2 separate regions of the Mus musculus genome follow, and region 1 is linked to region 2. Evidence: chromatin loops called from intact Hi-C (ENCODE). Cell type or tissue: heart. All regions are shown on one strand. Links, peaks and the distances in the headings refer to the core of each region. The heading gives the core; the rest is flanking DNA. Region 1 overlaps 6030407O03Rik (RIKEN cDNA 6030407O03 gene). Region 2 overlaps Gm29185 (a long non-coding RNA gene).

Region 1 (15,629 bases), core at 4,044-12,043, 440 kb before region 2:
GTGTGTGGGTTCATTTCTGGATCTTCAATTCTATTCCATTGGTCTACTTGTCTGTCTCTATACCAGTACCATGCAGTTTTTATCACAATTGCTCTGTAGTAAAGCTTTAGGTCTGGCATGGTGATTCCGCCAGAAGTTCTTTTATCCTTGAGAAGACTTTTTGCTATCCTAGGTTTTTTGTTATTCCAGACAAATTTGCAAATTGCTCCTTCCAATTCGTTGAAGAATTGAGTTGGAATTTTGATGGGGATTGCATTGAATCTGTAGATTGCTTTTGGCAAGATAGCCATTTTTACAATGTTGATCCTGCCAATCCATGAGCATGGGAGATCTTTCCATCTTCTGAGATCTTCTTTAATTTCTTTCTTCAGAGATTTGAAGTTTTTATCATACAGATCTTTCACCTCCTTAGTTAGAGTCACGCCAAGATATTTTATATTATTTGTGACTATTGAGAAGGGTGTTGTTTCCCTAATTTCTTTCTCAGCCTGTTTATTCTTTGTATAGAGAAAGGCCATTGACTTGTTTGAGTTTATTTTATATCCAGCTACTTCACCGAAGCTGTTTATCAGGTTTAGGAGTTCTCTGGTAGAATTTTTAGGGTCACTTATATATACTATCATATCATCTGCAAAAAGTGATATTTTGACTTCCTCTTTTCCAATTTGTATCCCCTTGATCTCCTTTTGTTGTCGAATTGCTCTGGCTAATACTTCAAGTACTATGTTGAAAAGGTAGGGAGAAAGTGGGCAGCCTTGTCTAGTCCCTGATTTTAGTGGGATTGCTTCCAGCTTCTCTCCATTTACTTTGATGTTGGCTACTGGTTTGCTGTAGATTGCTTTTATCATGTTTAGGTATGGGCCTTGAATTCCTGATCTTTCCAAAACTTTTATCATGAATGGGTGTTGGATCTTGTCAAATGCTTTTTCTGCATCTAACGAGATGATCATGTGGTTTTTGTCTTTGAGTTTGTTTATATAATGGATTACATTGATGGATTTTCGTATATTAAACCATCCCTGCATCCCTGGAATAAAACCTACTTGGTCAGGATGGATGTTTGCTTTAATGTGTTCTTGGATTCGGTTAGCGATAATTTTATTGAGGATTTTTGCATCGATATTCATAAGAGAAATTGGTCTGAAGTTCTCTATCTTTGTTGGATCTTTCTGTGGTTTAGGTATCAGAGTAATAGTGGCTTCATAAAATGAGTTGGGTAGAGTACCTTCTACTTCTATTTTGTGAAATAGTTTGTGCAGAATTGGAATTAGATCTTCTTTGAAGGTCTGATAGAACTCTGCACTAAACCCATCTGGTCCTGGGCTTTTTTTGGTTGGGAGACTATTAATAACTGCTTCTATTTCTTTAGGTGATATGGGACTGTTTAGATGGTCAACTTGATCCTGATTCAACTTTGGTACCTGGTATCTGTCCAGAAATTTGTCCATTTCGTCCAGGTTTTCCAGTTTTGTTGAGTATAGCCTTTTGTAGAAGGATCTGATGGTGTTTTGGATTTCTTCAGGATCTGTTGTTATGTCTCCCTTTTCATTTCTGATTTTGTTAATTAGGATTTTGTCCCTGTGCCCTTTAGTGAGTCTAGCTAAGGGTTTATCTATCTTGTTGATTTTCTCAAAGAACCAACTCCTCGTTTGGTTAATTCTTTGAATAGTTCTTCTTGTTTCCACTTGGTTGATTTCACCCCTGAGTTTGATTATTTCCTGCCGTCTACTCCTCTTGGGTGAATTTGCTTCCTTTTTTTCTAGGGCTTTTAGATGTGTTGTCAAGCTGCTAGTATGTGCTGTCTCCCGTTTCTTCTTGGAGGCACTCAGCGCTATGAGTTTCCCTCTTAGAAATGCTTTCATTGTGTCCCATAGGTTTGGGTACGTTGTGGCTTCATTTTCATTAAACTCTAAAAAGTCTTTAATTTCTTTCTTTATTCCTTCCTTGACCAAGGTATCATTGAGAAGAGTGTTATTCAGTTTCCACGTGAATGTTGGCTTTCCATTATTTATGTTGTTATTGAAGATCAGTCTTAGGCCATGGTGGTCTGATAGGATACATGGGGCAATTTCAATATTTTTGTATCTATTGAGGCCTGTTTTGTGACCAATTATATGGTCAATTTTGGAGAAGGTCCCGTGAGGTGCTGAGAAGAAGGTATATCCTTTTGTTTTAGGATAAAATGTTCTGTAGATATCTGTCAGGTCCATTTGTTTCATAACTTCTGTTAGTTTCACTGTGTCCCTGTTTAGTTTCTGTTTCCACGATCTGTCCTTTGAAGAAAGTGGTGTGTTGAAGTCTCCCACTATTATTGTGTGAGGTGCAATGTATGCTTTGAGCTTTACTAAAGTGTCTCTAATGAATGTGGCTGCCCTTGCATTTGGAGCGTAGATATTCAGAATTGAGAGTTCCTCTTGGAGGATTTTACCTTTGATGAGTATGAAGTGTCCCTCCTTGTCTTTTTTGATAACTTTGGGTTGGAAGTCGATTTTATCCGATATTAAAATGGCTAATCCAGCTTGTTTCTTCAGTCCATTTGCTTGGAAAATTGTTTTCCAGCCTTTCACTCTGAGGTAGTGTCTGTCTTTTTCCCTGAGATGGGTTTCCTGTAAGCAGCAGAATGTTGGGTCCTGTTTGTGTAGCCAGTCTGTTAGTCTATGTCTTTTTATTGGGGAATTGAGTCCATTGATATTAAGAGATATTAAGGAAAAGTAATTGTTGCTCCCTTTTATTTTTGTTGTTAGAGTTGGCATTCTGTTCTTGTGGCTGTCTTCTTTTTGGTTTGTTGAATGATTACTTTCTTGGTTGTTCTAGGGCGTGATTTCCGTCCTTGTATTGCTTCTTTTCTGTTATTATCCTTTGAAGGGCTGGATTCGTGGAAAGATATTGTGTGAACTTGGTTTTGTCGTGGAATACTTTGGTTTCTCCATCTATGGTAATTGAGAGTTTGGCCGGGTATAGTAGCCTGGGCTGGCATTTGTGTTCTCTTAGTGTCTGTATAACATCTGTCCAGGCTCTTCTGGCTTTCATAGTCTCTGGTGAAAAGTCTGGTGTAATTCTGATAGGCCTTCCTTTATATGTTACTTGACCTTTCTCCCTTACTGCTTTTAATATTCTATCTTTATTTAGTGCATTTGTTGTTCTGATTATTATGTGTCAGGAGGAATTTCTTTTCTGGTCCAGTCTATTTGGAGTTCTGTAGGCTTCTTGTATGATCATGGGCATCTCTTTTTTTATGTTTGGGAAGTTTTCTTCTATTATTTTGTTGAAGATATTAGCTGGACCTTTAAGTTGAAAATCTTCATTCTCATCAATTCCTATTATCCGTAGGTTTGGTCTTCTCATTGTGTCCTGGATTACCTGGATGTTTTGAGTTAGGATCCTTTTGCATTTTGTATTTTCTTTGACTGTTGTGTCGATGTTCTCTATGGAATCTTCTGCACCTGAGATTCTCTCTTCCATTTCTTGTATTCTGTTGCTGATGCTCGCATCTATGGTTCCAGATCTCTTTCCTAGGGTTTCTATCTCCAGCGTTGCCTCGCTTTGGGTTTTCTTTATTGTGTCTACTTCCCCTTTTAGTTCTAGTATGGTTTTGTTCATTTCCATCACCTGTTTGGCTGTGTTTTCCTGCTTTTCTTTAAGAGCCTGTAACTCTTTAGCAGTGCTCTCCTGTAAATCTTTAAGTGACTTATGGAAGTCCTTCTTGATGTCCTCTATCATCATCATGAGAAATGTTTTTAAATCTGGGTCTAGATTTTCGGTTGTGTTGGGGTGCCCAGGACTAGGTGGGGTGGGAGTGCTGCGTTCTGATGATGGTGAGTGGTCTTGATTTCTGTTAGTAGGATTCTTACGTTTGCCTTTCGCCATCTGGTAATCTCTGAAGCTAGCTGTTTTAGTTGTCACTGTTAAGAGCTTGTTCTTCAGGTGACTCTGTTAGCCTCTATGAGCAGACCTGGAGGGTAGCACTCTCCTTAGTTTCAGTGGGCAGAGTATTCTCTGCAGGCAAGCTCTCTTCTTGCAAGGCAGGTACCCAGATATCTGGTGTTCGAACCAGACTCCTGGCAGAAGTTGTGTTCCACTCACTAGAGGTCTTAGGATCACGTGTGGAATCCTGTGTGGGCCCTTGCGGGTGTCAGGCGACTCAGCTGGCAAGGTAGCCGGGGCTCGAGTGGAGTGGAAGGGGTTTGTGCCCCAGATCAAGCCCGGGTAGCCTGCTTCCCTATGTACCGCAGTCTCAAGTTCCACGCGATTGGATTGGGGTAGGCGCTGTGTTCCACTCACCAGAGGTCTTAGGGTCCCGTGGGGAGTCCCGTGTGGGCCCTTGCGGGTGTTGGGCAAGACTCTGCTGGCAAGGTAGCCCGGGGCTCGAGTCTCGAGTCGAGCGGAAGGGACTTGTGCCCCAGATCAGGCCCGGGTAGCCTGCTTCCCTATGTACCGCAGTCTCAAGTTCCGCGCGATTGGATTGGGGCAGGCACTGTGATCCACTCACCAGAGGTCTTAGGGTCCCGTGGGGAGTCCCGTGTGGACCCTTGCGGGTGTTGGGCAAGACTCTGGTGGCAAGGTAGCCCGGGGCTCGAGTCTCGAGTCGAGCGGAAGGGCGACCCCGTGATTCTTGAGTTGGCTACAGGTACTGACTTGGCTTGCATACTCCAGTGTACAGAGAATACTGAATTTGCTTTCATTAACTGAACATAAATATACTCTAACTTTGTGTGAGTATTCAAGCTGACATATGGTAGCTACAGACTTCAGGATTGCTGTGACATTTAATGTGTGTGTGTGTGTGTGTGTGTGTGTGATAATCTATGGTCTAATCAGATCTAACCATCCATCTATAATAAGCCAATTAAAGGAAGTTTAGTGTATAAAGAATATAAATATTTGTTCTTATACCCACAGATTAGTGTACTCTTCACCCCTCATGAGGGAAACTTCTTTTTGCAACAGACAATAACATTGTGACAGACCATTACAGAAAACTACAACCAATTAGAATAAAGAGCTATTAAGCTTAGTCCCAACAGAAACATCTACAGTACAACTTCTATTCTTAAGGCATAGGAATCATTGAGAAAGATTGTAAGAGCCAGAGAAACAGGGAGTTTACTGTGAGATTGTATTTCCTAGGAATGTCAGAAGCCACACTTATAAAGTCTCAAACATGGCTGTCTAAACAGGAACTGAATTAGGAAAACAACAATAGACATGCTAATGTATACAGGGAAAGCCCGTATGGCCTCAACTCTAGACAAAGAACTAGAGGTAACTAAAGGATGCTAAGGGTGGGAGAAATAGTCTTTGTCAGGGAAGAGCACACCAGTTGGCTACCCAATACCAAGTGGTCAGCCCTGAAGACATACATTAGCATTATACATATATACATACATATATATGTGTGTGTGTGTGCATGTAACAGCAGTTAGTGAAAAACGGGGCCATGAAGTCAAAAGAAAGCAAGGAGTGATGTATGAGAAGGTTTGAAGTAGAGAAAGGAGAAATGATGTAATTATATCAATCTAAAAACAATAGAATAATTGGATATAGTACTACCGGAAGATCCAGCAATACCTCTTCTGGGCATATATCCAGAATATGTTCCAACTGGTAAGAAGGACACATGCTCCACTATGTTCATAGCAGCCTTATTTATAATAGCCAGGTGTCTCTTCAGAATATTTTCATTTTGGCAGTGACTCTTACACCAGAATCTTATGACTCCAGAACTCTGGGGCAGCCTCTCTGCTCATAGATGACTTACACTGCTTAGGGCTATCCACCACTCATTTATAGCGTCACTACACAGTGTTACACAGCCTAGTGCAACTGTTCTCAACATGTGGGTTGTGACCCCTATGGCAAACCTCTATCTCCAAACATATTTATGTATAATTCATAACAGTAGCAAAATTACAGTAATGAAGTAGCAATAAAAATAATTTTATGGTTGGGGGTAGGGTCATCACAGCATGAGGGACTGCATTAAGGGATCAAAGCATTAGGAGGGTTGGGAACCATTGTTCTGGTGGTGTGTGTATGTGTGTATATGTGTCTGTCTGTCTGTCTGTTTGTCTGTCTGTCTGTCAGTCATACTGTGTGGAGTTCTGAAGAGGTTGAACATGATGGGCATATACAACCAGCTCTCCTAAGTTGTTTTATATTACTTCATACCATGCTACTAAGAAAGTGGAGCCTGCATGCTTGTTCCCAGTGAGATCTGGAAAGATCTGTTTGACCAGCTAAGGCTGAGTTTTGATGTAACCCACAATGCATGCCAACTCTTTCTCTTTCAGGTGGATCACGGAGGGGAGGGGGAGGCAGAGGGGGCCTTTGATGTCTATTTGCAGTTAGAGGAAAGGAAGTGATTGCTTTTTTTCAACTGCTTCCGTGGGTGCGGGGGAATATAGTGACATTGAAAACTCATGTATCCAAGGCCTTGGACCACATTATTTTATTTAATCCTCTAACACATTTAGAGGAAACTAACAGCCCTCTGTCTTTATAATTACAGGGAAGCAGACTGAGTTTAAGGAACTTGTCTAATACAAAAGAAAAAATTATGACCAGGAACCTGAAGTGACTTAGACTTGCTGGTGCTGTGAGTCGATGTGTTCTCTCTCTCTCTCTCTCTCTCTCTCTCTCTCTCTCTCTCTCAAATTACATCTATTTAGTGTGTACGTGTGTACATGTGTTCATGTGAACGTGCCATGGGGCATGTGTGGAAGTCAGAGGAGAACTAGCTGGAGTGGGTTTTCTTCCCTCCTAGTGATTGAGTTTAGGTTGTTTGGCTTGGTGATCTGCGCCTTAAGCCACTGTTTCACAATGCTTTGTCTTGTGTGCACTTTTCTACCCAGGCCACTTGCATCTTGCCTGCCATGGTCTCAGCAGGTCTAGCTGTTGCTGTGTCTTCAGACAGGATAGAGAACAGCTGGCGTCCTCTCCGAGTGGAGTAATCCCTCTGAGACTTGAACACTGTTGTTCATTTCCTTACCTTAGTGGGAGACATTTTTGCTGGACATTTTGGAAGGCCTAACCGGATGCAGCTTTTAATAAAATATCCGTAAGCTGGAGTTAAGCCACCAGATAGCTGATGACTGCTCTTGGACAGGAAGCATGCTCAGGACCATAAAACTCAAAGGTGGAAAGAAACCCTTCCAGCAGAGGGCTCGCTGGTGGGACAGCTGCTGTTTATCTTATTTTTAAAAATGTAGCATTTTATCCCACTAAGTGGTTACAACTCCTAGTTAGTGGTAAGACATCAGTAATGTTTATATTTATTCTCAGATGTTTAACTTAAACTCAAAGGGAAGTAGTTTAGGTATAAAAAAGGGGAACACACACACCCACACCACGTAGGAGGCATCCTCCTTTGCATCTGCACTCTCATACCTACGGAATGAAATCACTTTACAATGACTTATTGTGTCACAGGCATGTTTCTGTACCCTAAGCTACAGCAGTGTCAAAAAAGAAGTCATCAAAAATTATCCTCTTAAAATAAGTGTAAAACTTCCTCAAAGAAATTGTTGTGCCTCAAAATCCCTGGCCCCCTGAAAAACTTTTCGAGCAGGGTAGAAACATTGACAAGCTCTCTAAAAAAAGACAGAAGTATCAAAACGTGACAATGCAGTAAGCATTATAATCTTGAAGAGGACCAGAAGAGATTCTCATGGTGAGAGACACTTTAGGCAACTGCCAAGAAGAAGGGCAGAAGGAAACAGGAGGAGGGCAGACTGCCAGTGCTGCATTCAGAGAGGGGAGTAAGGAAAGACAAGGGGAGACAGAGTCAGAGGCCAGCAGGCTGGGGGCTCACTGATCAGGGAATGGATTTCGGGGTGAGGGAAGCACATGGAAGAAGAGTTCCTGGGGGTATTTGAGAGTCTTTGTGAGGGAGGGGATTTGGAGAAAGAGCATAAACGCTGAAGTGTGTGCCTGGATGAGCTGAGTTAAATAATCTGAGTTTGGATTTCGTCGGTCAATCTGGGGCAATGGGTTTCAGCGAGCTGCTTTGGCCTTTGAAGGGCTAAAGAACTGGAAGGTTGTTTGGAGAACACCAGACTTCCATAATGACAGTTATTTATTTATTTATTTATTTATTTATTTATTTATTTATTAATGCTCTATTCTTGGCGACATTCAGAGCATCCTGTCCAGAAGATAGTACTTCCACCTCCTACCTGTGGAAACTGCAGAGTTAAGGACTCTTGGCAAGGAATCTCTAGTAAGTAGTTAAATCACCATTCAAATCAAGGCTTGTCTGACTCCTAAATCATTCCTTGGTTTTTTTTTTTGTTTGTTTGTTTGTTTTCTTTTTTCTTTCTGCCTTCCTTGATATTTTTAAGACTGAAGCTCTCTGAGGAGGCTGGAAGAACTGAACTCTAAAATCCGAGGTAGACCAGTTAGAACCACAACACAAATGGAATATTTTAATCCTGCAGTCCACCCCCACTCCCACCCCGCTCCCCAGTGGAGATTTCACAGTGGTCAAGGTCAGGGATGGAATTGTCAGGGCTGAGTTAAGAGAGAGACAGGATACTTAATGTAATTCGTGACACATAATCGAGTAGCCTCCTTGCTTTGACATGCAAATGTCCAAAGCAGGACATCAAACAGGCTGGCCTCTCGGCCTCAGCATGCTATTCTGGGATGCTAAGAAAGCCAGCGTGTAGCTTATTAGACCTGAAAGAACAAGTGTGAATGCAGGCTCTCACTTGCCAGGGCTTGCTCAAAAGCCATGACCAACTTACAGCTTGCCTCCCCAGATTCCTTAGTAGGCCTTAGCACTGTAGCTCCGTGGCTCTCAGTCTAGTTCCTATACCGGTGACATAACAGAGGAGGGACACAGCAAGACCAACTCTAGGATAATCATCAGGGAGTTGGGCTCTGTAAGAGGGAAGCCATAAGGCTTTGTGACAGTAGGTCAGGCTCCCACGGGACACTCTTCATCCAGTGGGAAAAGTCTGAAGCTAAACTCAAGTCTTCTGGACTCAGTTAAAGATGGTTTACAGACTTTGCCTTCTAGAAAATAGCAAACCAGGTGTCTGCTCAAAGCTGAGAGGTCCTGTGAAGACACCTGGGTATTGGGACACTACCATAATTTTTACAGCAGAACCAATGCACTTAAAGCATTGTGGTGACTGGGATCCCAGAGCTCTGTAAACTGCAGAGTTGTGATTCCCAGAGGAGACTGTGAGGCAGATCTCAGCATCAGGCTGGTCATGTGCACCTGCTCAGTAAATGGAAAGAGAATGGTTTTCTGCAAAGTAGGGTCTTAATCGGAATTTGCAGAGGCTCTGGTATTCGTTCCTGTTCTATTCACAGCTCTCAGGAATAATTCACCCAATTTACTCTTTAGGTTACCAGCAAGTGGCTAGTGTTCCTTGAGGACTGGTTGTGTTCAGGGACACACACGGGAAGGCAGATGACATAAATAACAGCGGTGTGGCTTCTCAATACTGTTCTTCCAGGTGTTATTCTTGAATCTATTAGTTGTGTGACACATGGCCAAGCTTAACTCCCAGTATCTAACAGTCACCTCACATTGAATAAATGAGGAGAAAGAAAAGAAAAAGGAAAAACAAAACAAAACAAAAAAACCCAACCCAACAACCTAAGTCTCGGACAGGAAAAGTCACCTGTCTGTGGTGGACACAGACCTAGAACCTTCCTGACCCTACCTGACCCTAGACTGTCTGGTTGGGAAATCTACGGGAGGAAGATACAGCAAAGATACAGAGGGAGGGAAGACGCCTTGGAAATCCAAACATGCAAAGATCTTCTACCAAGCGCTAGTAGAAGTTTCCTGGAGAGAACCACGTGGAAGATATTCTGGGGACCAGCCTTTTGGTGTATCACCCGAGGCCTGTTTCTGTCCAACATTTCTAAGCTGTCTCAGATGGGTTGCGCACATCCCTTGGTCACATTAGAGTCTGCTTTGGACAGGTCAGGATATGAGAACATGAAGGGCTGGCCAGAGAATGAGCGATTTAGGTTATTTTCTGGGGAGTGGGGGCGGGGGAGGATGGAGGATACTAACTTTTAGACAACTTAACAGTTTTCTCTTTAAATAAAACTCAATGCTTGGGGCTTGAGTTTTATTTTAACCATGGCGTGTTTCGCAGGGCTCTCACAGCTGATGCATTAGCGGGGAATAACTTAGCAGGCACAGGACGAAGTTATGCAGCGTGGTGGGGGGAGAGCTTCTCTAGTTCCTTGTTTTCAGTCCCAGAAGAATTGAATCTTCTGTGTAGGCTGCCTGACATAGACCATGGCCTTGTCAGTGGCTCTGGAATTAACAAAAGGGTTTTTTATTTACCCAGGGCAGAGCTTTTCTTACCTCCCTTTCCGTCCACTAAACCAGCCATGCACAGCAGCACGTACTGAGACCTCAAAGAAATCCAGCCACTGACTTAAAAGAATCCACACTGAAGGGGGCTGGAGGAGTTTAATAAGCTTGGTCTCTCCTTTTCTTCTTCTAGGATTTTTTTTTTTTTTTAACAAAACTCTCCATGTGTTTGCCACAATAAAATGCTGAAGCTGGGGGTGGGGGTGGGATAGAGATGGCCTCCTTCACAGAGTTGGGAACAGTGAGGGGTGCTTTCGGAAGGTGTTGGGAAGTGTGGATTGGCTCACAGCCAAGGAGTGGACAATTCAGAACTGCTGAAGCTTTGCCTCGCTCACAGAAAACCCTTGGCAAAGCCACAGCTTGAAATATAGGCATCCTTTCCAAGACCCAGGGCTTTACCGGCCAGTGCTTCTTTCCTTTTAGCACTGTGATCTACGTTATCTTGTTCTCCGAGTCAGAGCTGTTCACAGGAGTTGTACCCTCACCTACAGGTCTCAGCCTCTGGAAACAGCGGCAAAGGCTTCTTGCGTTGTCTGAGGTGATGGACGGATCCTTCCCTTCTGGTAGACAGCGCTGTTGATGGCAGGCATACTTAGCTTGTAAGTTTAAGTACTTTCTGAACATTCTGGAGAGTGAGGGATAGCCTGTGCGAGAGGGAGAGAGAGAGAAAGAGAGAGAAAGAGAGAGAGAGAGAGAGGAGGAGGAGGAGGAGGAGGAGGAGGAGGAGGAGGGGGAGGGGGAGGGGGAGGGGAGGAGGATGGGGGAGGGGAGGGGAGGGGAGGGAAGAGGAGAGGAGAGGAGAGGAGAGGGAAGAGAAGAAGAGAGAGAATATGCACAAACATGTACACACAGATAAAACAAACACAAAGCAATAAATATTTGCTATATGTTTCCTTGGCAAACACATTCTGTCCTGTCATTCTAATCAGTAGACTTGTGACCAATGAGAAGGTCTTTATTTACTGACCAAAGCTGACCACCAAGGGACCCTCTGAGAGTCTCATCATGGCTTATCTGGGAAGGACTATTGGAATACCTGTATAAGGAAAAGGTTATAGGACCTATGGAGTCAGGAAGCTGAGAAGGTTCTGCTGCTCCTGCTTGCATGACCTAGAGGTTCTCTGGTTATTCACCACCTTACCAGTAAGAAAACACAGGAAAATAATTCTCACCTAAAGCAAATCTTACGGAGCTGAGCTAGTTACCACTGATAGCTGTCAGTACCCAGCTAGCTCAGCTTCTGGGCACTATGTTTTCTATCAAATTAAATATTCACTTTGTTGTATCTTGGGGATAGAGAATAAAGCCAAACTCCATTATATCCCAGTGTCCATAAAACTACCTGGATCTTTGCAGTTGGTGCAGAATTTTGGCAGATAGGTATTGGGAAGACCTGTGTACCTTAGAGTAGGGAGGGGAACAAGAGGTACAATTCAGAGATGTCTTTTAGGATTAGTTAATTATCTGAGCTCTCATGAGGGCAAATGTGGTGGAGATGGGCTGGAAAGATGCCTTAGTGGGTAGAGCACTTGTACTGCAAGCCTGAGACTCTGGGTTTCAAACGATAGTTCCCCACTTAAAGATCTAGGTGTTAGGGTCATCACCTGTACTTCCAATGCTAGTGGGTGGAAACAAGAGGCTTCTAGAGGCTCAGTGGCCAGCTAGGCTCGTCAATTCATGAGCTCTAGGCTCAGTGAGAAACCCTAGCTCAATAAATAAGGTCATGAGCAATAAAGAAAGATATCTAATATTTGCCTTGGACCTATGCACACACACTCATGCGAGTACACGTACCCGTGCGCATATATGTATATACCATAAATACCCAAGAACGAACTTGTGGAGGCTGTGCAAGACTAGGAAGGTAAGGACTGGAGGAAAAGCTCGGTGGTTAAGAGTGCTTTTGCAGAGGGTCTGAGTTTAGTTCCTCACGCTTTCCTTAGGCCACTCCCAACTTGTCTCTAATTCTAGGGCTGGGATTTCCCATGCCCTCTTCTGGCCACCATGTACACACTCACATGCATGAAACCGCCAAACCACACCTAGACACATACATATACACATAGTGAATAATTAATTAATTCATTAAAATTTAAACTAGAAAGTTGCAGGCCTCCATCATGACTTGCAGGCTTCGAGACTGTCCCAGGGAACAACCAAGTATAATACCATCCTAATAGTCATGGCCAGAGTCATTAGGGGTCAGCACAGATAGACATCTAATCTCAGTGTTTCAACACAAAGCTGAATTTCCACTCTCCAAATAGCCAGTGTGACTTGGTAGGAGTGTTCCTCTAACCATGGACTCTGGGGACTGCTTGCCTTTCTGTCTTGTCACAGACCTTTCACGTTTGCCCCAGCAGGGTAAAGGGAGGTGGATGGGGCACAGTGTTCTTTTCCACGCAGATGCTAAGCTGGCAGGAATCATTTCTGACCACAGCCATGAGCTGTAGTCCAGCTGAATATCGGACACAGGTAATCAGTGGTCACCGGAAGTCTCGACCGCTGCTGAGAACCTGTGGCTGGCCATTCCAATAGTCACATTGTGGTGACCGACTGGACGTGCCAGCTGGATTCTGTCCCTCCTTATGCCTTCACTGAGGCATACATGGGACTAAGGGGCAGTGGAAGCTTGGGGAGGGGATGGTCATTATCTTTCCCTTCTTCCCTGACAGACAATGGCTTTGCAGAGGGACTACACCACAGTCATGGTATCTGGTATGGTTTGAATGTGAACTATCCACAGACTTAGGTGTCTCAATATCCAGTCCCCAACTGATGATGTTGTATAGAGATGCTGTGGAACAGTGGCCTAGGTAGCAAAAGTGGGTTGCTGGAGTAGGCTTTAAAGGCTAGACCAACTTCCAGTTCCTGGGCTATTGGAATACGCCTTAAGGGTTAGATCAACTGGTTCCAGTCTAAGCTGAGCTGTCTTTTCCCAGCCTACCAAGCTGTGAGGAGCCTCTACTGAACATTTCCACTGCCTGAGCACATGGTGCCTTCCCTGACACAATGGGCCAAAACAGTGAGCCAGAGTAAATGCTTCCTCCCCTAATTTGCTTCTGTCATGTGTCTGATCAGAGCTGCAAGAGAAGCAACTAATGTGGTGTGTTGTGGCTGGCTCCCTTGCCGCAACTCAGCTGACAGTCCGAGATCACAGAGAAATATCGCATGGTGCTGTTTCTCTGTTGCATCTCTGTCTCTCTTTGTCTCTCTCTCTCTCTCTTTGTGTGTGTGTGTGTGTGTGTGTGTGTGTGTGTGTGTGTGTGTATTCTAGTGTTTGGAGAAGTCTAGAAGCCAGTGTGAAGGGTCTTTCCCTCACCTTATATTTTGAGACAGGATCTCTCACTGAACCTGGGACATATGGTAATTCAGCTAGGCTGGCTGACTAGCAAGCTCCAGTGAGATCCACTGTATCTATCTCCCTAGTGTTGGGATTTCTGACACACCTTTTCCTTGCTTGGCTTTTATGTGTATACTAGGGAATCTGACTCAGGGTTCCACACTTGTATAGCATGCACTTTATCCACTCAGCTATCTTCCCCAAATTCTTGTTTCTAACAGAATGAATGTGTGTTTCATTGTCAAGAGTTGGCGGACAGTTAGGCTGGCTCTTTGGCTTCTTCTGGAGCTTTGCCATGTCTTCCTGTTATGACCACTCCTCTCCTGGTAGATTTGTGTAAGGGGAGATGGAATCCTTATATATATGTCATAGGTTCCTCCATGTTGAATGGCAGATAGACTTTGCTCTTCATTAAAGGTGACTTTCTTTTAATTTAGATTTTAAAGGGTAGCCATGAATTAACCCATCAAAGGAATGCTGTGAAATAGGTCTGTGACCTATTTCTGGTGTGAGGTTTTAATAATGATGACTACTAGATTGTAGATGGGGAGAAAGATGGGAATGAAAGGAAGTTGTCCGAAGTCAAAGTGCATTCTTCAAGCCAGTACTGGGGAGAACAAAACAGTCACGTGGGCAAGCTGTGGAGTCATCGTGTTGCCTGGCCAAAGGAATTGCCGACTCAGTAGAATCTTGCCTTTGATGCTCCTGCTCCAGGGACTTTCTCTTTAATGGGGGGTAATTAATTATCATCATCCACTCTTACTTAGTAATAATCTTTTTTACAAGCACTTGGGCATTCCATAAGCATGCTGTTGTCTAATATCCAGGCTGGAGGGAAGTGGCTCTTGGGTGGATGTGAACCGTATCCCTGGAGAGCTTCTGCCTTGGGACACACCTCCTCCAAGACTCTGTGACTCACTGGATGCATGGATCACTGAGATCTGGATGTTATCAGCACATATGGGGAATCCTGGACACACATGTGCAGAATGACAGAGTAGAGACAGCCCAGTTCTTTGCTGGAGAATAGAGGCTCACATGAGAATCCTGGCTATGGTTGAAGGGGGAATAATTTGAGACTAGCCAGCCTTACATGTGGCCATGAGCCAACGATTCACCTTCTTAAGGTGCAGCTCTTCAGTGTCAGCTGTTTTTTTTTTTTTTTTTTTTTTTTTGTTCTTAACCTCACCTAGCTGGTCCTGGAGAAGTCTGATGCCATCTACCTAAAGGCAGAGAGCATTTCAGCAAGTGGTGAAAAGTCAAAGCCAGCTATTAAGGCTGACTTCATGCATTGCATTATGGAGCTAGTGTTGCAGGAACTTGCTCCCATGCCTATGGCTTTGCCCTTGACTTTTTTTCTTTTTAAAGCTGAAAGGACATTCTGTTTCATGGAGGTGGGTGAGGAGAAACAGGAAGGGAAGTGGAACTTGTGTTTGGAGAACGCTGAAGTCTTCGGAGCCTCTGCTAAGACACATCCCTGCCCCATTCAGCTTGAGCCTTACTCTGGATCTTTGAGGCTATACTTTACAGATAAAGAAAGTAAGGCTCAACAAAATCATGAGACTTAAGCCATAGGTGCCAAAGGGCTCTGTCCACTCTGTAAGGCCCTTTTTGAGGTAGGAAACTCAGGGAGGATTGTGCTCAAGGCTACGACTGAAGCCAGACTAGTCCTGCCTGTCATGTCTTTCTGCAGACGCCACCCGTCTTTCTTTCTCTCATGTCATTTTCAAATCGGAGGGGGAAAAAAACCCAAAATTGTAGGCGGGACCTCCTCTATCCCCCTCCCCCACCATTCTTGCTGCCATATCCCTACTCCTCTTTCTCCTATCCTTCCTTCTGGGTGTTGCTCAGCTCCTCACTGCAGCCTTGGAGCACACTCCTCTCCTCCTCATATCTCTACCACAGCCAAGCTCCTGGTGACAGGAAGATCAGAGGAGGAGCCAG
Region 2 (15,629 bases), core at 3,372-11,371:
AGATTCTAAATTAATTAATCTAGATCACAGCTTAGTCACTGGGACATTTAAAAGCTCTTTGCATAACTCTAACATTCCCCAGTTTGAGAACATCACCCTAAGTAAAGGAGAATTGACATGATGTTCATAAAATTGAGATGTCTGCTATAGACTTCAGAGAGATAGTTCAGAGGAGGCAATCCATGAAGTGATTCCCCCAACCCTGCAACACTCCCAGTGATGAATATTTTCATAGGACAGCATGATGTTAATATTGATTGGCCACTTGATCGCATCTACAATCAAATAGGGGATAAACCTCTTGACGTGTGTGAGAGTAAATTCTAGATTAGATTAGCTGGGATCAGAAAAACCATCCAAGATCAGGTAGTACCATTTCCTGGGATGATGTCATGAGTGAATTAAAGATGAGAAATCAAGTTGAACACTACTATTTCTCCCTCTCTGCTTTGTGACTGCAGATACAATGTAAGAAGCTGTCTCACACTCCTACCACTGTGTCTTCCCACCATGATGGACTTCATCTGCAAGCCAAACAACCCCTTTCTTTTTTGAGCCTCTTTTGTTGGTTATTTTGTCACAGTAGGACAAGAGCTAATATAGACACCATTGCTTCACATCAGCTCCCTTGAGTCTATTCCAAAAGCCACTTTTGAAAGACAACTTCTGTAACATGACTAACTTGCAGAAACTCTGTCCCTCTCCATCCACTGTGCCTGGCTTGAGTGGAAAAGCTATAGGTTCTGCTGTGACATGAAGACTGATAACATTGTCCAAATGCGGGCTCAAATCTTTGCAAACTGTGTCCTCCTGCCTCACCCTGAAAGCGTGTTTATTTGTATCCTCGCTGTTATCTCATCTGAGTGAGAAAGTAGTGCTATCAATCAGGGTGGGAAACTTTACCTCCTGTACACACTGTCCCCAGTGAACTGTGAGTGGCATAAGGACCGCAAGCTGACTAATGAGAGCTGCTGATCAGGGCCTCTCCCACACACACCCGATCCAGTCCCTCAACAGAACGACAGCCAGCTCAGCTCCAGGTGTCAGTCAATTATTACTGGTCAGAAGCGTTCCAGACTGGAAAGTGGGGTCAGGCCAGGGTAGCACGATCCCAAAAAGGAGGGTTCAGTCAGTTAGTGAGGTCACATTAGAGTTGGAAGTCATCTGTTGGATAGGCACAGCTTAAAGACTAAGAATCAAACTATACAGTGTCAACAAGACAGAAAATGAACCCAGAGAGTCAGGCGAACTCTGTGTATTTCACCTAACTTCGAATGTCTCAAATTAAAATTTTTGATAGATTCCCAAGCAATTGAATATTTGGAGAAAATATTTGGAGAAAATAAACAGAAACAACATTAGTTCATTGATCTAGAACAAACTCCTGAGAGTTGCTTCTCTTTATACCTTCCACGCATGCTCTGCAGAATTTAACACACCTTTCTTGCAGTGTGTGAAATATACTTACCATTTGCTCTCCATACACACCACTCCTTGTCTACACTGCTTTATGTATCCCCAGCTACACAGATTGCATCAGGCATCTCATGGTTACTAATGTCTGCTTGAATTTAACCACTGGGGTGCACAAAAAGATGAGAGGCAAACATGCTGTTGTAGGTGCCTGGGTTTCTTCAATAAAAGAGAGGACTGTATTAAGAGTTCTTTACATCCGAGGGTTTTTTTTTTCCTCTTTCAGGAATTACTTCAGTCCCTTATGCCTTCAAGATTCACAGGTGTATGTAACCTAAAGGATATTGTATCATCCTCATTAAGTTTTCCTAAATTGTCATCATATTTCTGTAAATAGCCCCATTGCTACTGATTTCATTTATTATACTCTACTACATAGACTACAAGAAGAGTCTCTCTGTCTCTGTCTCTGTCTCTGACTCTGACTCTGTCTCTGTCTCTGTCCCTCTCTGTCTCTGTCTCGTCTCTGTTTCTGTCTCTGTCTCTCTCTCTGTGTGTGTGTGTGTGTGTGTGTGTATGACTTTGATAACAGGCTTGCTTCTTTTGCAGTATAAATGAGTTCCCTGAGAAAACTTTCTGGTTGGGAGAAGCAACCAGTCCTGTCTTTAGCTTCCCATGTCCCTTTCCTCTAAAGCCTCCATCATGATTGCCACTGTCATTGTCATGCTAATCCTCAACCCCCCACCCCCCAAACACACACCTTTTTAGAGTTTTCTCCAAATGAGAACTCAAAAGCTTCCTTCCCTATCTCTATTGTTAAGATAGATTAATCTTCCATTGCTAAACACCAACTTACAAACAGAAACAATCTTACAGTAGCCTGCATTTTTGTTCTGGATTCTCCCCCTACCCCCTAAGGATTAGCTGTCAAGATGAGATTAAACTTCTGAGAATTTTATAATGAGAATAACCTTCCTTATATAGAAAGGAAGCAGAAAGAACATAGAGAAGCTTGGGTGGAGCCTTAGACCCAAAGCAAATGCAGGGCAAACACTGGAGCCAAGCACCTACTCTGCCCTGCAGCCTAAGAAAGGCTTGGTAAAGTCATTGAGCCAAAATGAGCTGGCAGAGCAGTCACATGACCTTCAGCAGGCATTGGCTGAATCACTACTGAATCTCTAGTGATGTCAGTCATGAGGAGAAGCAGAGGGCGAGAAGCATGATGGTCTTAAAGAAAACACAAAGATACTTCTATAGAGTGCACCATCCAAGGTTCTCATTCATTTGTGTCCCCTAAAGCAGGAGAGTGGCAAGGGCCAATCTCAGATTCATGGCAGCTGCATTAAAGTATGCTGAAGAGAGCTCTCACAGTTTACTATAGAGGTCTGCTACTCTATGATGCCAAAACTCCCCCATATAACTCTCTAAAACTTCAGCACACACTATTGATGTCATATTTCCCAGAGTTCTGATTTCCTCTGGGATATCCTAGTGACAAAACTAGTTTAAGGTAACCCTAGTCCTTGTGTTAGCTATAGATATTAGACAGTATCACCTTTGGTAAGAAAACTAAAGTCTCGAGAGAGGAAACATTCATTCACCTCTGTTTGTTTCCTTTATTAAAAAGCATGAAGGGTCTACAGTATCTCAACACTGTGCCAGCTACTGTAGCTATCACAATAAATAAAAGCTTGTTTCTTTCGCTGTGTGCCATTTTGTCTAGAAGAAAAAATAAAGACACGAAAAAGACTAACTTATATGTATGTCATAGAAGATTAGAAGACTAATATCTCTAGATGACTGAACATCATGCATGAACTATATGCTAGACTACATCAGCTTGCCTCATGGCAGAGGAAGAGGAGAAAAAAACTTGCATAACATACATCTCACAAGATCATGCCCACAGTGATCTGCTTTCTCCAGTCAGACCCTACCTCTAAAACTTTACACTTCCTCCCAATAATAATGTCAGATTATGAGCCCATCAAGGGATAAATCCACACTTGATTATATAGGAAACTTCTAAGCTCAGTTCACTCCCAGCACAGTGACTTAGCCTGTTTGGGGAATTATACCACTTAGGACAATTGGAATATGACAAATGACAGATGCGTAGAGAGTAGAGAATACAATGGAGGCTGAGGAAAGGGGAATTTAGAGACAAGACAGGGCTTCTGAAAAGAACACTCAAAGGCAAAGTCAGAAATACACCCATCAGGAGCCAGATGTAGTGACGCATAGCTGTAATCCTAGCATTCAAGAAGAAGAAGCTGGAGGAGCACAAGTTTCAGGCTGACTTGGACTACATCATGAGTTTCTCACCAGCTAGGGCTAGATAGTTAGGCCTGGTCTCAAGAAATGAAAGAGACTGGAAGAAAGGGAAAGAGAGGGAGAGGGAGGGGGAGGGGGAGGGGGAAAGGGGAGGGAGAGGAAGGAAGGGGAGAGGGAGAGGGAGGGGGAGGGGGAGGGGGAAGGGGAGGGAGAGGAAGGAAGGGGAGGGGGAGAGGGAGGGGGAGGGGGGGAAGGGGAGGGAGAGGGAGGGAGGGAGGAAGGAAGGAAGGAAGGAAGGAAGGAAGGAAGGAAGGAAGGAAAGAAGGAAGGGAGGGAGGGAGAAAAAGGAAGGAAGAGAGAGGAAAAGAAGACATGAGAAGAGAAAAGAAAAAAGAAAAGAGAAATGGAAGGAAAAAGTTGACTGTGGGGAGGAAATGGTGGTCTGTGGGGAGGAAGTGGTGGGCTATGGGAAGGAAGTGGTGGAATGTAGGTAGGAAATGGTAGGCTATGGAGAGGAAGTGGTGGGCTGTGGGACGGTAGTGGTGGGCTGTGGAGTCTTTGTGAAAGGAAGAAAGAAGAAACTGCTTCTGAGTTAGGCAGAATTCAAACATCCTTACTTTTGATGAACACCTGGTATGATGATCCCTCCAGAAATCATGGAATGTCACTCTTGTGATTAGGATCTGATATATGTCAAGAAAGAATGATTTTCATCGATGTAATTAAGACTTTTACATAGCTGACGGCGAGTAAGTGCACAGGGCATTGCCATGGTCGAGCAAATCAGATGAACTATTTAGAGAGGACCTGGATCCAGAGATACTTTCCTCTGTTGACCTTGAAGAAGCAAGCCTTGTGCAACTTGGAAGGAGAGCCTCAGATGAGCCCTGAGTCTTGATCTCATTTAATTGTAGCCTTGTCAAATTCTGTGCTGAGGATGAGGCCAGACAAGTGCCTGGGCTACTGACCCATGAAAACTTCGATGTAATAAATCATGGGTATTCATTGGCAAATATTCATGTACATTCAAATTCTCTTTCTGGATTTATGGTAACGTATTTGTTCTAAACTGTGTAGGAAGCAAATACATTAACAATCATAATAAAAAAATTTCCCCATAGGATGTCTTCTACATCTTTTAGGCGTATATTTATGAGCAGAAAACACAATCAGTGGTCACAGAAAATTAATTTTAAATCAACATTTTCTTAATTCAAGTTTCATATGCAAACATGTAGTTCTTTTATCATCTCTGTTTTCTATTCTGAATCCTGAATCTTGTGGGTTTATATGAAGTTTATGTATAAAAGAGATATGTCATCCCAATTTGGGATGGGGAGACTAATCCTTGAATGATTGATTAACCCTGCATGGCATTCAATGACATCGATAAGGGCAGCTGGGATATCTAAAGAGACTCTCATGGTTCCTACTATTCGAGGAAACCCATTTTCTAGTGTCTTGCAAAAGGGGATTTTCATATTGCACATATTCTAGCTTGGAATCAAGACTTTACCTAATTCTGCCATATACATACTGAGAGATCCTGAGGCCCCAGCCCTGACCTCATCTCCATGGCAGAGAAGGGAATTTATATCAGGGAGCTGATGCCCATCCTCTGTGCTCCTACTCCTTCTTGGTAAGGAGCTGCCTTCCAATAGGTGCCAATCACCAGTCCTAAAGCACCAGAGTTAAAAAGAACAAGGTACAGAGAGGCAGTCTGGAATGTGTACAGCACAGTTTGATTGGTCCTTGAGGCTAGGGGAGAACTAGACTACCCCTGGGCTGGGATCACTGTTTGAAGACTTGATAATACTGACGTTCTCCTGGTTAAATTAACAGCCAAGCCCTGAACCTCACTCTGAGGAATGGTTCCCTTCCCTGTCCCAACACCCTTTCTTTTCTTTTCTTTTCTTTTCCTTTCTTTTCTTTTCTTTTTTTTTTCCATTTGATCTTTTCCAAGTTAGCACAGGCAGAATCCCCTTATGTTCTGACCACCCCTCCTCCTCTCCCACAAGCAAGGGCTTTAGGTTTCAGGAGCCAGTGAGTTTGAGGCAACCACAGAGATGAGACTCCTCCTCGGAAAGTGATGTCTGCTCATGAGGCATGTGTGTTCTCAGTCGTGCCATCTCCTCTTTGTCTCTGTCACCCTCTCCCCCCTCCTCCTTTGTCTCCATACTATCTAGTTGATTTCAGTCTCTAATCTCTGGTTTCTTCTTCCTTCCATTTCCTTGATTCTTTTTCTACTCGTCTGTACTGACAGATTCAGTGATTAGGAATATATTTATTTGCGTGTTTTATATTTTAAGTGGAAAGTGGAATGATGACATGAATATATCTTAGGACCAACAAATAGAGTCCTGAGCCATGCCAGGCACTGGCAAGCATCCAAAAGCCTCTACCTTTACCATTTGGTATTCTGAGCACTCTTGAGTGATCGGCTGGTTGATTGATCAATTGATACAGTATTGCTCCCATTTTTCACATGAGAAATTTTACAAAAGGTAAGTTGCTTGCAGTTAACAAGTGTGATCTGATCTCACGGCCCATGACAACTACTCCGGGGGCCACATTCAACCACTCTGCTGAGGTGACAAAAGGTCAATTACTGTTTTACATGTGTCCATAGCCAAGCAACCTATCCTAGCCCAAAACAGAGTGAGGTTGTCTGAAATGAGGTCAGATGAAGTGCAAGGACGGCGTACTGAAAGGTGGGTAAGATGGGATTTGAAGTCTTTATACTGAGGTGGGAAACACACGATCAGTGCAGTTGCAGCCTCTGGTCCAGAGAAGCATTTGTTACTAATCTACAGTCCCCAAGTAATCATGTCTCTAAGTACTCCCAGCTTACCAACCCTGAGCATTGTCATATGTCATTTGCATTTGTTCAGAGACACCACCAGGAGTGACAGCTATTGCCAGGGACATCAGAAGAAGAATTATTGTAGGCTCATTGAAGGATTTCCTTCTAAACCAAGATGCCCTAGCTAAGTATCAGCACTAAGGCTCCAGATATATGAGTGTAGCCACTTTTTAATCTTCCAGCCATCACATGTAACAGAGGAGTCATCCCAACTGAGCCCTGCTCAGATTTCTTACCTACACAGTGAAGAGGAATAAAGATATTTTAGAGTACCTACCTTGGGGTGGGGTGAAATGCAGCCATAGATAGGTAGTCAGTGATCCTTCAAAGACTCACTGAGTATAGTATTCTTCTCCACCTCTCCAAGGGCATCCATGACCTGGCTCCTCACCCCCTCTATAAGGTCCCAATTCTTGACCAAAAAAGAAAGAAAGAAAAAAGAAACAAAACAAAACAGAGGAAACATGAAGTGAGAGACAGAATGAAGTGAAGCTTCACTGGTGACTCATTGCATCCAAACAATGGCTTCCACCATCTATGGTAAGAGTATTCATTATAAACCAGAGACCATTTTAAAAAAAAAAAAGACTCCTTTGAATTTCTTTTTTTTTCCATTTTTATTAGGTATTTAGCTCATTTACATTTCCAATGCTATACCAAAAGTCCCTCATACCCACCCACCCCCACTCCCCTACCCACCCACTCCCCCTTTTTGGCCCTGGCGTTCATGCCCCTCAACAGAGGAATGGATACAGAAAATGTGGTACATCTACACAATGGAGTACTACTCAGCTATTAAAAAGAATGAATTTATGAAATTCCTAGCCAAATGGATGGACCTGGAGGGCATCATCCTGAGTGAGGTAACACATTCACAAAGGAACTCACACAATATGTACTCACTGATAAGTGGATATTAGCCCCAAACCTAGGATACCCAAGATAAAAGATACAATTTGCTAAACACATGAAACTCAAGAAGAATGAAGACTGAAGTGTGGACAATATGCCCCTCCTTAGAATTGGGAACAAAACATCCTTTGAATTTCTACATTCCTTATACCACCAAATATACTGTAAATTGCCTCTGGTGCCACTGAGTGCTGACAGAATCTTCAATTTCTGATAGGGAAAGGAAGGGTGGGGAGAGAGTCTACGGACAGGAAAAGGATGTTTGGAGAGGTCCTCCACCCCCAGACATTTGGAACTTGATGGGAAAGGAGACTGTTTCTGGACAATAGGGAAGGGTTCTCTAAAAATGCTATGACTGAACCTGATCAATAGTCAGGAAAGAGTTAATCCTTCATTCTCACCTTTAGTATCCAGCACCCATTAGAGGTGGCAAACCATCACAATGACCTTACAAGGTGAGTTCACTTTTCATCTCTGTTCCCTAACCCAGGCAATGGGGGAAGTGAGCACAGAGGTCCTTAGGGCTTCTTCAGAAAGCAAATCCCACCACCTACCACCGTGAAAGGAGACGCCTACTCTTTGTTTTATTGACTCTTCTAGCAAATGCCTGCTCTCCCTTCAAGTACAATAAATGATTACAGTGCAAAGGAGGCTATGGGTGGGGCCTCCCTTTCTTGATGATGTCTCTGGTATCATGACCTAGAGAGGAAGAGGCAGGTCCTTCAGAGTGTGGCCTGCAGGGACCTGGAAGCAGCAAGATAATCTGTGGGTTCCCATCAGTGTGGGAGAGGAAAGGAGGCAGGTGGAGCCCGGGGCTGCAACAGGAAGTGACACAAACAGGACAAGCAGCTGAGATAACAAGAAACCATGGAGGAAACCAGGTCAGAGGAAAGGGCCATGCAGCCCTAAGTGAGAAAGTTGTAGACGGTGATAAGATTAAGTTGGTAGGCAAAACCCTTCTCAGTGGTGAAGCAGAGTAAGGAATAAGAAGCCTTAGAGCCCCGCAAATCCTTGCAAGCCTACAAAAAGGGATACACTGAGAAATAAAGTTTCACACAGTGGCGACAGATCACAAAACGGAGCAGTGGTAGATGGGAACCCGAGGAGAGCAGTGCAGGTAGTCAGATGGAGGTTAATGAGAATCGGGGTAACAGAGCTCTGTCTCAGGTTTCCTCTACAGACTAGGCCTGCGAGATGAAGTCATGACATTCTAGACGTATCAATTTAAAATCATAATTGTGATTTATGGTCTGCCCGGTGCTTTATACTTTATAGCACATTTCATTTTATCTTTATCGTCGCTTTGGGAAATCAGAAGGGCGGGTGTCATCGACCTCATTTACTGATGAGGGAATGAGGTTCTAAAGTGATTAAGGGACTCACCAAGGACATATAGCAGCCAGGGTCACTAGAAAATAGAAAGGCTAGCCACAAACCAAGACACTCCCACCCCTAGTATCTGCACTGGGATCTATACACCCACCAATCCATTGTTCTGAAAAAATTATCACCCTTTCCATACATTGAAGTAAATGTATTCGGACAACCTGCCTTTATTGTTACCATTCCTTACGTCATCAAAACGTGTGCAGTGTTTACAAGAGCGACTATTAAATTCTCTAAACCACCATGGAAGAAAACACAGTAAAAACAGACCTGTAAGAAGAGTCTGAAAATGTCTTGTGCAAGCGAAAAATAACACTTAACACACAAAAAAATTAGTTCTTTGCTCCCTGGCCTGTTTCCTTGAAGAGGGTTAATGTATAATTGTGTGTTGTGGAAATTATTTTAATTCTAGTCCTACCTTAAAAGGCTTCCTTTATAAGACAGGTTAAGAACTGTGCCATCCCAAAATCACAGAAATTTTGAGTTTGATCTTAATTGATGTAGGGATCTTATTGGTCCCTCTATCTGGCTTCGTGGATGCGTTTCCATTAGGAACTGAGTAGTGTTTGGTGCTGGAGTCTGGGCCTCAGCACACACACACACACACACAGCTGTGGCAGCATGAAATACAAAGAAGACAGCAGAGCAAGGGCCTGCCACCGCTCTGGCTGTGCAAGAGTGGAGGAGGCTGCACAGGCAGGTTGCTGAGCCCTTTTAGAGCTCAGGAGAAAGCTGTCAACAGGAGAAGGTAAAGGTCAGTATTTATGTCCAAAATGAGGCTCTGCCTTTGGGAGCTCTTGACAGCAGGGGTGACATTTACCATGAGAAGATGACTCAAGGTCAAATACGGTAATTTCTCAAGAACAGACAATAAAGAACTAGAGGATGCCGATGAGCTGTGCATCAGAGACACCTGGGAAATGGCCACAGAGCAAGGTTGGCTTGGATCTGTTCCCTGAATATGGTACAGAAACGAGTAGGAAGGAAATCCAGGGTAAAGCCGGGGAGGCAGAATGCTGGGTGTGTGGAGGGAAGCCTGAGAAGGGCAGCCCTGCTGACAGCAGCCAGTCCTGCACTGGAGAGGCAAGTGCTTAGAAAGAGCATGCAATGTATGATTCCAGAAACCCAGGGAGGCACCGTCCCTCTCAGGGCCAGCACTTAGTAGGGACAACTAACCATTAAGTATCCAGGTTTGCCACCCATGCTCATAAATGAACCATAAGCTCCCCCCCCCCTTCTCCTCTTCTTTCCTCTCCTCTCTTTCCTTTCTGCCCACCACCCTCCCAGATGTTGAGGACATCAACATCATATCTAACATGGTTTCTGATAGCTATTTTCTAATTGGCTCTACAAAATGATGTGCTTAATTACTGCAGTTTCTCGTACATTCTTTCTGTTGATCTTTCTACCTCACTCCCCTCTCCTGTCCCCTGGTCTCCTTTTAATGGCTTCCTTTCTCCCTTTCTCCTTCTGCTTTCATGTCACATGAATTCGATTAGCATCAGTCCCACACCCAAGACCGCCTTTTCTCCTTTAAGCTACCATATGACCTAGCTACATGACCCTGAGTTATATACTCAAAGTATTCTAAGTCCTTCCCCTAAGATACATGCACAGCTATGTTTATTTGCTGCACTCTTTGCTGTGGCAAAGGAATGGAGTCAAGTTACATTGTCAGTGACCTTCCTGGCATCTGTAGGGTTTCCAGGTCTGGAAGGCAGTGCATGGAAGAGCAGCATTGGTGATGGGGGTCATGCTGATAGTAGACGGGGGCCAGCATTTGGAAGCTGATTGTGGGGTGGATCCCTGGATATGGCAGTCTCTAGATGGTCCATCCTTTTGTCACAACTCCAAACTTTGTCTTTGTAACTCCTTCCATGGATGTTTTGTTCCCAATTCTAAGAAGGGGCACAGTGTCCACACTTTGGTCTTCATTCTTCTTGAGTTCCATGAGTTTAGCAAATTGTATCTTACATCTTGGGTATCCTAAGTTTTGGGCTAATATCCACTTATCAGTGAGTACACATTGTGTGAGTTCCTTTGTGATTGTGTTACCTCACTCAGGATGATGCCCTCCAGGTACATCCATTTGCCTAGGAATTTCATAAATTCATTCTTTTTAATAGCTGAGTAGTACACCATTGTGTAAATGTACCACATTTTCTGTATCCATTCCTCTATTGAGAGGCATTGCATCAAGGGTAGATTTGCCTGAGAGTAGGAAGTAGGGACAGTCAGTGACTATCACTGCTTTAGCCCCTGTAGAATTTCCATTGTCGTAATAATTTGTTTAGCACATGCCCAGCTACTGTCCTTGTCATGACTGCATGTTCCAACCACGATGATCTGAGAAATAATCAAAAGCTATTATTAATATGAATGAAAGCGACAGCAATAAAAATAATGATTGAAGAGCCCTTCAAGTAAAAGAGGGGGTCACAGAACACAGAGTTATAAAGAACTATGATCCAAAGGTTGTCTTTTGATCATCTATCCAAGCCCCATTATATTTCAGAAGAAACTGACCTAAAAGATGCCAAGTTCCTTGCCTGGAGTCACTCAGCTCAAATTCCCACAGCTGGGACATGGACCCATACTTCCTGAGTCAGTTCAGGATCAAGGCATGTTCTGTGAATGTATGAAAATACATGGACCCAGGCATACATGGACCCAGGCAGAGGCAGGTGGATTTCTGAGTTCGAGGCCAGCCTGGTCTACAAAGTGAGTTCCAGCACAGCCAGGGCTATACAGAGAAACCTTGTCTTGAAAAACCAAACCAAACCAAACCAAAACAAAACAAAAAAACAAACAAACAAAAAAAAAACATGAACCCATACTCAGGATCCAAGCATGTTCTGTGAATGTATGAAAATATCCTAATGGGACCTTTTTGCACTATCAATACACACTAATTCTTTTTAATCCTGCTGTAAATCATACACGTGTGTTCTTTCTCAGTTCTCTAGGATAACCCTGGATTCCAGGGCAGCATCCATGATTTCTACACAGACAGCGTAGCTCAACTAGAGGTAAGGAGAAGTCTGGAGCCACCAGCTTCAGGAACCTAGAAGGATCCCACATTTCGTACCTTTGTTGGATATGTCCTTCAGCGTGCTTTCCATAGATGATTATAAGTTACCCATCTCTAGCTTTGACTACTGGCTCTTGCTCAGAGTTTATAACTGGGCTCCAGTTCTGTCTTTCATCTCCTGAGAGACAACTCCCCACCCCCCCCCAGAGTCTTGAGGACTTTAGGTTCTCAACCTTAAGAAACCCCAAACTTCAGAAGGAGCTTTCAGGACATGTATCAAGTCAGAAAATCCATTACCTGGTTCATTATGTCAAACCCAAAAGAACCCTTCTCTGCACACATGACCACTGTGATTTCTCCTGACTCCACTAGTAGCTAAAGCCACTTAGCTGTCTGGTCTCTGCTTTTTAGCAGTAAATGCCAGACCTTGCCTGCTCTGCCCATATAGTCATTATCCCTTTCTTGCTGAATACCGTTCATCTGCTATTGTCATCCCAGGAGAATACCACATATAAAAGGCTAGAAGTCCCCTAGAAAGCATATACCATTCATTCAAAGTGCAGTCATGTATTCCTTTCTAGCCTCCCTCCGTGTCTGAATTTTTTGCAGCCCAGTTTTGCCATTGGCATCCTGGAGAAGGGCTCACTATTCTGGTTAGTTTGTCCATGTTACTCTGACTATATTCATTTAAATTAAAAGGGTAGTGCTAAGGTATAGACCAAAGGAAGTGTTTCCAGAAATCCAAGCCACGGATAAACATCTCAGTGAGCCCAGAGCATAGAGGTGTTTGCCCAGGACAAATGTATTCCATTTACAGCCCACCCAACCCATGGAGGGTGTTCTGGTACTCCATCTTTTTTCCTGTATTTCCTTCCATGGATAATCACTTCCACATATTCATGGGCACACATCTGTGACTTCAACAAACTGAAGATCAAAATAAACTTTCATTTGCATGTATACTGAATATTCCCAAATATTTTTGTGTGTCATTTCCTGGTATGTATAATATTCATTTGAGCATTGTAAATGACCTACCAGTGGCTTAAAGAATAAGGGTGGATGTGCATAGATTACATGCAAATGCCACACCGTTTTATATGAAGGATTTAAACACCATTGACTTTGATATCCCAGAGGTACTTAAACCAGATTGCCAGGGATACTGAAGGACAGCTGCACATTCCAAACCTGGTCTTATCCCAAAAGCAAAAGGGTCCCATCCCATTTCCTGGAAACCACCCCAGGATGCCCCCAGTGTAAATGTATGTTGGGAAACTCAAACTGCCCTGGAACCCTCAAACTTCCTCATCCACTCAGTGCTCCCCGTTTCTCCAGTTCTTCCCCCTTATATCCAGATGCTGCCCATCTCTCCATCATCCTGCTTCTTTTTTTTTTTTTCTTACATGAACATTTTTTTTAATGCAGCCATTATTTTTATACCAAAGCAATTTGAAGTGTGAAAATGGCAGGTTTTTTTTTTTAAAGTAAATGTCTGCTCTGAGAAGTAGAATAAATGTCCATATTCTATTTGTGACTATAATTAATAAAACCCTTGCCATAGGGTTTAGGTTTTGAAGATTTTGGCTCTAAACTGGTACTATTAGCCTCAAATATTTGATATACATTCCAGTCCTCGTGTTCCCTCGTGTCTAAGTAGGAGCTCTTTCTCAGTGATGATGGGGAGCAAGGGAGGCTGATTACTGTGTAATTAACAATTAGGTTTGGAAATAGTTTTTTAAAGTAGCATTTTCAAATAGTTTGCATTAGAAATAAAACACATGTAAAGTATCCATGTATTTTATTTTTGAAAAGGATAACATAACTGCATTTAGTTTGAAGGAACATCACCTAATGGTTTATATTAAGTTTTTCATAAGTTATATCTGTAGAGCCATGGTCCTTGGGAAATTATAGAAACCTTAGAAAGAGGTGAGCATGCACCCTTGCACCATGTGTGGTCTCTCTCTCTCTTGTGTCTGCAGCATTCCAGGAAACATCATCCTGTTTCTAATGGCTTAACTGTTGGGTCACATTACAATCCATATTGTGCCCCTGGATTGATCAAATTGAAATTTCCAGGAATACAGAGCCCAGTGGCATTGAAACCACGTACTTCAAAAGACCATCCTGAAGCCAGTCCTATTCCTGATCACCTTTACTCTGTAGTCCTTTCTTCCTCTCTCACCATGATACTGACTGAATTTTCATTGTGTTAAAAAAAAAATCCCTTCAATTCTTTTTCTTCACAGTGGAGAAGGTATAGAGTGCCTAGCTTGTTTAGCACAACCATTTGGAAGAACCACACTAAGAGCTTATCTACAGGGGCTGATATTTCTCATGGAACAACCCAGTGGCTGGAAGAAAATGGGAGAAACAGCTCTTGCCCAGGGCAAGTCTTCTCTGTCAGACAACTAGGTCCTTCTTCCTGAAGATTGTTTAGAGAAGGAGCCCTCAGTAATTTTCCTTTGTCCTCCGTCGTCACAGGCTTTCTCAATAGTGGTGGCAGGAAGTGATGTCTTAACAACCAGTCTTAATTCCTCTGAATCAACAACCTGGCCTGTGACCTGCCTCCGATTTCCACATTGCCCATCGCTCTCTCACTCTGGATAAATGTCCCCACTCACCTCATCCAGCAGGCCTGTGGGCCTCAGGTTCCCACAGGGCGCAGGATTATTCCAAAGAAGAGAAAAAACAGCCAGGTCATAGTTGGGAGGGTGGGGACTGAGGCAGACCAAGAGGTTCCATTTTCTCTAGACAGAAAAGCCATATGTCAGGTTGTGAGTAGGAACACCGGTTCCAGTGGGGCTTGATAGTTAGAGAGAGAGAGAGAGAGAGAGAGAGAGAGAGAGAGAGAGAGAGAGAGAGAGCTTGTACAAAGCCTTCACCCTTGCTCTGGCCTAGACAGGCTTTCAACCTCTTATTTCCACCTTTTCTCCAGACCGTAACTTGTGGCCAGCATGTCACTCAATGCTTAATTCTTTCCCTAAGCATTAAATACATCAGATAGCAACTGAGTCTCCTGTTCTTAACAGCCAGAGGGTAGCTCCTTGGACACCTTTGCTAGTTCAGCTGACTTTTTTCCAAGGGTCTCCACTAAGTCTCCACTAAGCTCTTGAATTTGAAGTTCATAAAGGTCATAATAAAGTTCCTTAAGTGTATTATCATTTGTCTATTAAACATGTTTTGTTTTTTACTTTCCCCAGTACATCTACTAAGTACATAAATTCCCTTAACTTGACACAAGCTGGAGTTATCACAGAGAAAGGAGCCTCAGTTGAGGAAATGCCTCCGTGAGATCCAGCTGTAAGGCATTTTCTCAATTAGTGATCAAGGAAGGAGGGCCCAGCCCATTGTGGGTTGTGCCATCCCTGGGCTGTGGTCCTGGGTTCTATAAGAAAGCAAGCTGAGCAAAGGAGGGGAAGCAAGCCAGTAATCAGCACCCCTCCATGGCCTCTGCATCCACTCCTGTCTCCAGGTTCCTGTCCTGTGTGAGTTCCTGTCCTGACTTCCTTTGGTGATGAACAGTGGTGTGGATGTGAAAGCTGAATAAACCCTTTCCTCCCCAACTTGCTTCTTGGTCATGATGTTTTGTGCAGGAGTACAAGTCCTGACTAAGACACACACACACACACACACACACACACACACACACACACACACACACACGATCATTTTTAAATGATAAACTTTCACATGAGCCCGGATGACAACAGGATTCAAACTTGCAAAGTTCCCATCACTTGCACT

The links. Hi-C counts contacts between places; a loop is a spot of excess contacts. Peaks named below come from ENCODE experiments on the same cell type or tissue, not always from the same donor. Only the 100,000 strongest peaks of a DNase experiment are listed, where the experiment ranks them.
Region 1: it touches region 2 in a loop (2.0-fold over the local background); 2 of 42 quality-filtered maps call a loop at or near these places.

Annotation. Positions count from the first base shown.
Region 1 is chr1:73,635,914-73,651,542 of GRCm38, reverse strand. All of the region lies in intron 7 of 6030407O03Rik (RIKEN cDNA 6030407O03 gene), which reads left to right. Among named protein-coding and RNA genes, the nearest start is that of C530043A13Rik, 110 kb to the right of the region's middle. In heart, for the core only: a CTCF peak has its summit at 7,168 (motif pointing right); DNase peaks (open chromatin) are centred at 6,342 and 6,992; H3K27ac peaks cover 1,796 bases.
Region 2 is chr1:73,192,915-73,208,543 of GRCm38, reverse strand. All of the region lies in intron 1 of Gm29185 (a long non-coding RNA gene), which reads right to left. Among named protein-coding and RNA genes, the nearest start is that of Gm31197, 60 kb to the right of the region's middle. In heart, for the core only: a CTCF peak has its summit at 8,185; a DNase peak (open chromatin) is centred at 8,243; H3K27ac peaks cover 1,892 bases.